2 separate regions of the Mus musculus genome follow, and region 2 is linked to region 1. Evidence: chromatin contacts called from ENCODE Hi-C or POLR2A ChIA-PET data. All regions are on one chromosome and are shown on one strand. Each heading gives the region's core, a stretch centred on a gene start or an enhancer-like site at or near the end of the contact. The rest is flanking DNA. Distances are from core to core; before and after follow the strand shown. Region 1 holds the start of Irf2bp2 (interferon regulatory factor 2 binding protein 2). Region 2 has its middle 30 kb from the start of Gm45805.

Region 1 (4,457 bases), core at 1,836-4,335:
TAAAGTACATACCTTTTGTCGTCAAAAAAAATATAGAAACACAATGTATTCAAAAAAAATCAAAATTATACAGCCATGTTATGAAGTCTACATTTCCCTTGTCTTGGATATATATATTTATATTTATATATATATATATATGTATGGAGATCTATATACAGTTCAACAAGTTTGAGTTAAGGGTAACCATGGGCTTTTCTGAACGCAGAAAGTCACGAGTCTCTCTCCTTCTTCACTTTCACATCTCCGGCGAGGATGGTAGCAATCTCTCCTTGCATGAAGGCCCAGGGGACATTGGAGCCCACCAGAGGACACTTCTCTCCACTTGGGCAATAGACCTCTCCGCTAGCGCCCTGCTGTTTAATGCTTTGTCTGGAGCAAGGGAAACAGAACTTGTGCGAAGGGACAGACGGGCACTGCACAAAGTGAGTATCCTCCAGCCGCTCGTGGCAGAGGGTGCAGCACAGGGGGGCGCTGGCTGCCAGAGAGGAGTCTGGGAGGCTGGCAGGGTGCACCGGCTCCAGTCCTCCGGTGCTGCCGGTGGCCTGGCCCCCCACCTCTCTGGGGCCAAGCCTTCTTTGGTTCATAGAGGAGGGAGAGGGCGGGCTGCTGCTGTTCCTCCTGGTGGTGGAGTGAACCTGGGTGGCATCTTTTGAGGCGTGACTGCCCCCGGCATTGTCTGCTACTAAAATCAGGGCTGCCATTGGGGACTGGCCATTCTGGGCCGCTTCAGGCGGTGTGGTCCGGTTGGAATGAGGAGAGGCAGTAGGGGGTGGTGGAGACACAAAAGAGGATGTAGGGGTGATGGGGATCTTGAGCCCTTCTGTGGAAGTGGACAGCCAAGGCTGTGTCTCACCATTGATCTTAGGGGGCCCGACTTCCCCTTCCGGTTCTGGGGAAGGCTTCCTTTTCCTTGCTGTCCTTGCAACTGGAAAGAGACAGGTATGGAAGAAAAGGAAGATTAACTTTAACGTACCCCCAAAGAGACAGCTCTCATCTTCAAAAACACACATAGTTCTGCACGCAGCTTCAAACATTTCCCCTAATAAAGGGCTCTGAGCCTGCACACCACCTCCAAGGTAAGCCAAGTCATGGGATCCTGCCTGAAAGGCTCCAACCCCAGACCAGCTCATGTGACTGCATTTAGCAGACAGGTTAAAGGGTGACTGCTGCCCTCACGCTTCCATCCAAGAATGTGCTGGGAAAGGAAAACCCCGTGTCGCTGCCTATCAACCCGTTCTGACTCATCCCTGTTGTGCTGGTTCAGCAGAGGGACCACGTTGCCACTAAGCTCTGGTTCAGCCCCGGGCCGACCAGGAAGTTGGCTGTTTGTTGTTTCTGGATTAAGGCAAAACTGTGCATGGAAGAATGGATCCCTACCACCCACCCACCCACCCACCCACCCACGCGCACACACGCACGCGCGCGCGCGCACACACACACACACACACACACACACACGGGTGGGCGGGCGCTCAAACGCTGCCTCTAACCCCACGCCCTCCATCCCTTCTCCCCTCGCCCCGCAGTCGCCCCTACCTGCTTTAGACCCGTTGGCCCCGTTGGCCTCGAAACCCAACAACCTGCCTGCTGCAGTCAGAGCCGGCTCCTTCTTGAACTTGCTCTCGAAGGGCCCCGAGTGGCCGTGCTGGTGCAGCGCCAGGAGCGTGTCCCGCACCGTCTTAGGCCTGCTGGCCCAGTCCTGCTCCCCGGGCGCGCGGCCTTTGCCTGCACCCTCGGCGCTCAGCTCGCTGGCCCCGGCCGCGCTGGATAAGCTGTCGGCCGGACTCCGGTGCGCGGGCTGCGCCTTCTCCTTGCTCGGCTCGCGCGCCTCGTGCTCCGCCGCCGCGCTCGACACAGACGCCGGGCGTTTGTGGGTGCCCAACTCGGCGGGCTGAGCTCCCAGGCCCGGTGTTCCGCTCACCGCGGCCAGTGTGGCCGCAGCACGGCCGCTCAACCCCAGCGCGGCAGAACCGTTGACCAGAGGCACCAGAGTGGGCGGAACGGCGTGTGCACGCCGAGGGTTCGGGCTCTGGCGATTCAGCTCCGGCGGCTCCTCCAGTTTGGAGAACCCGTTGGGCACCAGGATGCCGTTCGCCGGCGCGGACTGCTGCGCGGCCGACTGTGGGAGGCCTGCACCCGCACGCGTGCTGAAGTCGGAGGCCAGGCGCGGGGCACGATCCGGCGCCAGCGGGTAGCGCTCCATAGCCTGAGCGCGCGCGGCCTCGGCGCCCGCGTGGCCCAGCTGCGGCGGCGGCTGCAGCAGTAGGTCCTTGGCCGACAGTGGCGGTGGCTTGGCGGCTGCGGGCTGTGCACCGGTCGGGGAGCGGCCCTCCGGGAAGCAGCCGTGAGCACGCTTCAGCTGGCGGGCCGTCTCGATGACGAACTCCACGCGGTCGGCTCCCTCGTAGTTGACGCAGCCGCGGCACACGGGCTCCGTGAAGTCCCAGATCATGGCCCAGGGCATGCGGGGCAGGTCACACAGATAGCACGACTGGCGCCGAGAGGCGGCCGCCACCGCCACCGCCGCGGCCATGTCCGCACAGCCCGCCGCGCCGCAGGAGGAGCCGGGTGAGGGGACGCCGCCGCCCCCCGTGGATCCCGCGCGCGCGCGCCGGCCGGCCCAAGCCCGCGTCTGCGCGACTAGCGGCGGCGGCGGCCGCAGGCGAGGAGGCGGCGGCGGCAGAGCCCGGGCCGGCGCGGCGCCCGCGCGGCGCCCCCGGGGCACGAGGGGCGGCGGGCGCGCGGCGGGGCGCGCCTGCAGGTCCCCACGGGCGGCGGGGCGGCGCGGCGCGCGCGGGGGCGGCGGCTCGGCCGGGGCCGCGGGCTGGGGCCTCCAGACCGGGGCAAAGACGGGCCGCGAGCGCAGCAGGTCGCGCTGGCGCCCGGGGCGCAGAGCCGCGCGAGGTACGGGGGACGCGGGGCAGCCGCCGGGGCAGCTCAGCCCGAGCGGCGGGGCATGCCGCGCGCGGCGGCGTGCAGCTCGGTCCCGGGCCCCGGCGCGGCCGCTGCACAGCACCCACTGCGCCTCAGCTCCTGCGCCGCCGCTGTTGCTGCTGCTACCGCCGCGGCCGCTCCACTTCTACAGACTTGATTCTTCGACAGCTCTGCACGGCGCCTGCGCGGCCCCCTCCCTCCCTGGCGCGCGCGGCCCCGTGCGCCCGCCCTCCTTCCCTCCCTCCCTCCCTCTGCGCTCTCTCGCGCGCCACCCTGGATTCTTCCGTTTCTCGATCGCGTGCGCGCCGGGACTGAGGCGCAGACCAGTTCACGCGGCCCTAGCGCCGCAGGTGTGCAGCTCGCGTCCCCAAGAGTCCCGTGTCACCCCGCCTACCCAGCCAGGATGCTCCAACCCATGGCCCTGTTCTTTCGATTAAATCGTGCAAACTGTTTTATTTTACATGCAATGCCACTTTATCACTTGGTTACTGGCAGCCTCCTGAGCATGGAATTTGGAGCATAGCGAGGCGCACTTTGGACTTTTCCTTGTTAGCGTCTCACTTGGCTTCAGCTGGGCGCGCGCACGCTATCAACACTCTGCCCTGTTTTGGTCGAGGAAGCAACTACACACTGCCGCTGCCCCTTTAAGTTTTACAAAAACTTAGTGCTCAGGCAGGCCCGGCCTCTTTTGCGCGTGCACTGAAAGGAGGACGCACAGGCCCGAGGCTCCTCAGGCGCCGCCGCCCAGCGTCTTATGTAGGTCTGTGCAGCGAGCGCGTGACGTGGGCAAGGGACGCTGCCACTGCGCAAACTCCACATAAGACGTGCCCAGCGCCGCGGGCCCTGGGGCCGCGCCGAGCTAGTGCACATTCCAGGGATCTGGGCTCTGCAGCGCACCGCGTCACGGCTCAGGACCCGCCCCCGGTCTCTGGCTAGTAGGCCCTGCCCCACCGCCTCCGCGGGGCCGAACTTCGAGTGGCCAACTCTGGGCGCGCGCTGTCCCCTTTGCGCCTAGGGCGTGCGCTGGCGGGTGGACTTGGCTGTCTGTTGTACCATCCGGCTTAGCCCAGTGGGCACAGACGCGCCTGGCAGCATCGCTTCGTTGTTCCCTTCCACGCTGGGCAGTGAGGGCTGCCCAGAGTGGACGGAACACCGAATTGTACACTTTGGTAGGGAGCAGGGACTGGTGTGTGCTGTCAGTGGTCGGTCAGTCAGGCTCTGATTTGAGACCTACTACTCTGAGTAAGAGCCGCTTTTGCTTTTGTGGTGAACAACGCAGGTCCACCTCTCTCCCCAAGATTGGAATGGGCTGGTTAAGTGTGGGAAGAGCAGGGTACTAAGTACATTAGCTTTCCTACAACTGGATTGGAAGGTGGAAAGGGAGGGGGGAAAAATCTGCTGACCTTTTTTTCTCCGGTGGCTGCTATTGAAAAATGCCAGGTTGCTTCAAAGAATAGCCACAAGAGGAAACACGCCCCACAGAGAAGCAGCCCAGAGAGCTGTTTAGAGCACAAGAATAA
Region 2 (4,948 bases), core at 1,704-4,203, 190 kb after region 1:
TAGAACTCTGTGCAATGCAAAATGTATGGACTGTTTGTTTTTGGAATTTTCCACTGAATATTGGTGAACTGTAGCTGAAACCACAGAGATCAAAACAAAAACAAATCATCAGACAAAAACCTTGGTGGAATGGGAGTTACAGAGAATCGGTTAGGGGTGGTGAGAAAGAGCCTTGAAGAAGACCCATAAAAGCCTCTGAAGGACTGGGTGTTAACCAAACCGGGATAGGGGACCCAAAGACAGCTCACTCCCTCAGCTGGCCCTTAACCTGACTCTGGCAAGGGCAGCAGTACCTCTTCTTGGTCTGCACTTTATGTGATGTTCATGACAGTTGTCAGGATGAAGTGGGGGTGTATCCATCCTCTTCTCAGGTAGAAAATGGTCCATAAGTGATGGAGAGATGACTCATCTATTAAGAGCGCTGGCTTCTTTTCCAGAGGACCCAGGTTGGATTCCCAGTGCCCACACAGTAGCTCATAACCAGCAGTAACTTGAATTCCAGGAGATTTGATGCCCTCTTCTGGCTTCCATGGGCACTGCATGCATGAGGTGTACACACATGCAAAACATTCACACACATTTAAAAAGATAAAGAATATATTTTTCTTAAAATGGAAAGTTGGTGACAGTATTCTAAACAGACAAAAAACGAAAATGACCCATGGTGTTTGTCACTGTGAGTCAGCTTTCCTGTCATGACCGTAAGTCCCTGGGTTGACTGAGTCCAACAGCAGTTGTCCCTGAGTCTTCAACTTTTCTAAAATAACCGAACCAAGACATCAAAATACTCTCCAAATAAAATTTCCTTTACGCCCAATTCTAGGGCCTTCTGCAGAGAGGACTTCAGATGCCCCTTGCCTGTGAGAACGGCAAGTTTATTCAGGATCAGCCAAAATGTTCTGGCTGAGGAGGTCAGCACTCCACTAGCTTAGAATCATGCTATTCCAATATCTTTCTTCCAACACAGAACGTAGAATACATCGGGACTTCAGAGATGCCAGACTTTAGGATGAGATTTAAAAGCACACCTGCCACCATTTCCTCCTGGAGACACATTCACTGCTAGGATGAATCTACACAAGGACCCAGGCTCAGAATGTAGGCCAGAGGAGCACCTTAGAAAATATCCCCGATCCAGGCTGGGGAGATAGATCAGCTAGCCCGAGGACCTGAGGTTGAGCCACTGGCTGAGGTGAGGGATGCTTGTGATTGCTGCTCTAGGAGCAGAGACATGTAGATCCCTTGGGGGGTGGGGGAATCACTGGCTAGACAGCCCAGCTGAGAAACAGTGAACTGAAGGCTAATTTAGAGGGGAAAAAAATAGAATATTACCTTAGGTCTTAGGAATAACATGAGAGAGGGAGGGGGAGGGGAAGAGGAAGGGGGAGGGGGAAGGGGAGGAGGAGGAGGAGGAGGAGGAGGAGGAGGAGGAGAGAGAGAGAGAGAGAGAGAGAGAGAGAGAGAGAGATACAAAAGGCTTTCAAGGAAAAAGGAGCCTAAGGGTCCAGGGTCTGAAAAGGGAGCCAGAGGCACACACAGCTCCTGTTGGTATCTACCCAGCTTGGTCCCTCTATGGTTTCTCCTGGTCCCTCCTCTGCATACATGCTTATAAATACAACTCACATGCCCTGGTCCCATTCTCAAACTGCATCAAACCCAGCTAGCTGCTCAAACGTCCTTGTTCTGAAGGGAAAGGCATCGCTCCCGTTACTCAGTTCAATGACATCAGCCAACACGGGTTCAAAGAAGTCAGCGCCAAGGCCACTGGGTTTGAAAGCATCCTGCCAAGGACCTATCCTCCAGGATGCTGAGGCAGAAGGGCTTGCGAAGAACAAACGTGGCCACAGCAATAAATCAAGAAGCAGAAGCAACTTCAAACACCAGTGTCCTTCCAGGTGTCTCTAAAAACTGGGTCCTTGGGGCGGGGGGGGGGGGGGGGGATATGCTCAGACTTCCCATATAGCAGCAAGAAAGCCAAGGCCTCACAGCCCAAAAATACTGCATACTTAGGGCTTGATTCGACAGCAGGCTGCCATGCTAGCAACTTGTGAGCACTGCCATATCATGGTGAGCGTGTCGCCATTATTGCATATGTATACATGTGGTGCCTGAAGCAACCTTCCCAGAAGCTCCCATGACTACCAGCCATTTGAAATCTGAAGAAACAGAGACCCTGGGAGACTTCTAAGCACAGACCACATGGCTGACTGACACCCTGCCTGCTTATCAGCTGACCTCTGGGCAAAGCTGATTGAGGATCTTCTGTGACCCGTGGAATACCTGGACAGCTGGGGTAAAAAGTCACAGCCACTGGGAAACAGCAGCAATTGTATGAAATGCTGCCTCATCACCAGAAGCTTAGGTGATTCCAAACCTTCACATTCCCATTGCCATCCACCTCACTAGATGCTGGGTCTTAACCCACTCAAGGGCACACCCCAGGGGACACCACAAGACCAGCCATGTACCAAATGGAGAGCACCTCTGACTTGCAAGTCACTCTGCATCCATTTTCACACTTGAGCTTGGCAGCCGGGGCAGAAGCGATTAACCCTGTCTTACTGTAGGATAATATGGAGATGCACAGTGAGTGACACAGCAGGGCAGAATGGTGGCCTGGGTCAGCTCAGAGGAACAACATGTAAAGCTTGAAGTAAGGACATTGCCACTAAGTTCTAAAGGAAAAAGAGGTTGTGAAAGTGTGCCCACCCTTCTGGGGTGGCCACTCTCTGTTTCTCTGAAGTCTTTCTACTGTCCCTCCCCACTAAGACTCCACGAACATGTACATATGCAGTTTGGTGGCCACAGCCTGGCGATTCTTCCTAACATGAGGGGCTTCCTACTCCAACACAGCACAAGCCTGTAAGTGAAGCAATTGTCTCTAAAGACATCACACAGGGACATTAATGAGCTCAATGGCCGGACCTGGCTGCCTTGGGACACTCCCCAGACCCCCACACAGCTGTGTCAACAGCAGCTAAGGAAGAAGCAAGAACTAAGCCTCTCTCAGCCGGCTTGGAAGTCAGCCACTTCTCACCTTCAGAGGAACAATGTTGCCATATTTCTTTGTTTCCATAGATGTTTCCAGTGAATAACCAGGGTCAGTGACTCAGGAAGGCACTCCCCCACCCTCTACCTTCCGTCCAAGCTCACTTCACCGAGGTCAAAAATCACAGATATTTCCATATGTGCTTCTGTGCTATATACTTATGTCTGAGAGGCCAAACAGAAAATAGCATTCTCAGATGTTAACATACTGTTGAAACATGTTGAAGCAGGGACATATAGGAACGACTTCTGTTACCAGGGTTTCAGGGGGAAGAGGAAGTAGTATTTAATGGGGGCTAATAATGTTTCCTCCCCCGGCTAGTGTGTTTAAACACTGGGTCTCCAGCCAGTGATGCTGTTGGGAAAGGCTGTGGCATCTTTATGAGACCTGGCTGGAGGAAATCGGTCCCAGTGGAGAGGGTGGGGCTTGAAGGCATAGCCAGGTTCCACTTCCGGCTCTGAGCTCTCTGCTTCCAGACTGGCAACATTGTAACAAGGATATCTCCTGCCATCACTGTGAGGGACTGTGTCTCTGAACTCAGCCACAATCAATCCTTCCTCCCTTAATTTGCCTCTGCCTGGCATTGTGACACAAGAAGAAGAAACATAAGCAACAAAGTACTGCCATGGTAGAACTGTATACCTAAAACCGTTAAAGGGGGAGGTTTCATGACGGATGTCCTTTACTGTAATCTCAGACATGCGGAAAAAGCTTCATTAGCTCTCTCTCTCTCTCTCTCTCTCTCTCTCTCTCTCTCTCTCTCCCTCTCTCTCTCTCTCTCTCTCTCTCTCTCTCTCTCTTAAATCTCATCACATTGTAAAGAACATAAAAGATTTTATAAATGCATCACACTCTTCTGTTCAAAACCGGGAATTGGAACTTGGTTCTACCTGGAATATTAACTCTGTGTTGAGAGCACCTGGTTTGCCCCCAGTCTCAGGAGCATCGGGCATTTGGATTTCTGTGGCTTATACACTACTGGGTCAGGTCTCTGTCTGAATCCTTTCTCTCTGCTCCCCCCTGCTCCTCTCGGACTGTGCACGGCACTCTAGGGTACTCTCTATCTCTCTGCACAGAGTCCTCCCCTCTTGCTACTATATATCCAGTACAAAATGTTATAGTGATCCACCTATAAGATCATATGGAAAAGTCAAGACCAGTTCTGCATCTTGAGTCATAAGCCAAAGCTCTTTGTGCTGCCAGTCATCCGGCTCCAGACTCTAAAGTAAAAGCATTTGGCACGATTCTCCACCGTTCTCACACAGTCCTATAAGCTGAATGAAGGGCTATGCAATAGCTCCAAGACGCCAACCATAGTTGGGTCCCACACCCCCTCACTCACCCTCTGAGACTCACTAGTGTATATCTCAAGGTGGAGTATGAGACCAAAGTTCCAGGCAGTTGCTGGAAGGACCTCTGTTTTCTATTTCTGGGAGCGGCCATGAACAAGTGTGAATTGTTCCTTCAGTTATTCTCAGAGGACCTGTGTGATGTGCTGTCTTTCCAATGTCTTACTTGGAGGCAAACCCCAAACCAGTAACGAGCTAATGGATTTCTTGTCCTGTGCCGGGCACCCAGCTGTTCCATCTCTCATTTCAGGAGCCCCGCAAAGTTTTCTTGGTCCCCTTGATAGACGAAGGAACTGAGTTTGGTCAGGGTTAAGCAGCTTTGCCCAGACCACACAGCGGCGAGCGAGCGGCAGAGCCAGCCCATGCCCTCCTACTCCAGGACCTCACTTTCTTCAAAGAGATGGGAAAGAGAGATGGTTCTTGCTGCCATAAGACACTGCTTTCAGCCACCCTGTAGCTGCTCTGAGTCTTGGGTTCAGACACAGGATTGATTCCCAGCGCTCACAACCATCTGGAACTCCAGTTCCAGGGGATCTGGCAGCCTCTGAGG

What was found. Hi-C counts contacts between places; a loop is a spot of excess contacts on that map. ChIA-PET counts read pairs that join two places held with the same protein, here RNA polymerase II (POLR2A).
Region 2: a map of heart shows a loop between it and region 1 (2.5-fold over the local background). The contact joins the enhancer-like site here to the promoter of Irf2bp2 in region 1. A Hi-C loop is called at or near these places in 2 of 37 maps with a recorded cell type or tissue (adrenal gland and heart). POLR2A ChIA-PET finds 5 or more read pairs at or near these places in 2 of 5 experiments (Patski and embryonic stem cell).

Annotation. Positions count from the first base shown.
Region 1 is chr8:126,590,901-126,595,357 of GRCm38, forward strand. Irf2bp2 (interferon regulatory factor 2 binding protein 2) reads right to left here and starts at 3,086. Exons shown (of 2, transcript NM_001164598.2): 1 at 1,540-3,086; 2 at 1-928. The coding sequence starts at 2,536. The coding sequence ends at 213. It overlaps Gm31546 (a long non-coding RNA gene), which reads right to left. Exons shown (of 2, transcript XR_388210.1): 2 at 3,365-4,457.
Region 2 is chr8:126,785,843-126,790,790 of GRCm38, forward strand. No RefSeq gene overlaps it. Among named protein-coding and RNA genes, the nearest start is that of Gm45805, 30 kb to the left of the region's middle. Within about 2 kb of position 2,954, at least 1 of the 3 ENCODE cell types and tissues checked has a DNase peak (open chromatin) inside an H3K27ac peak, as active enhancers do; it is heart, where a contact is called at or near this core.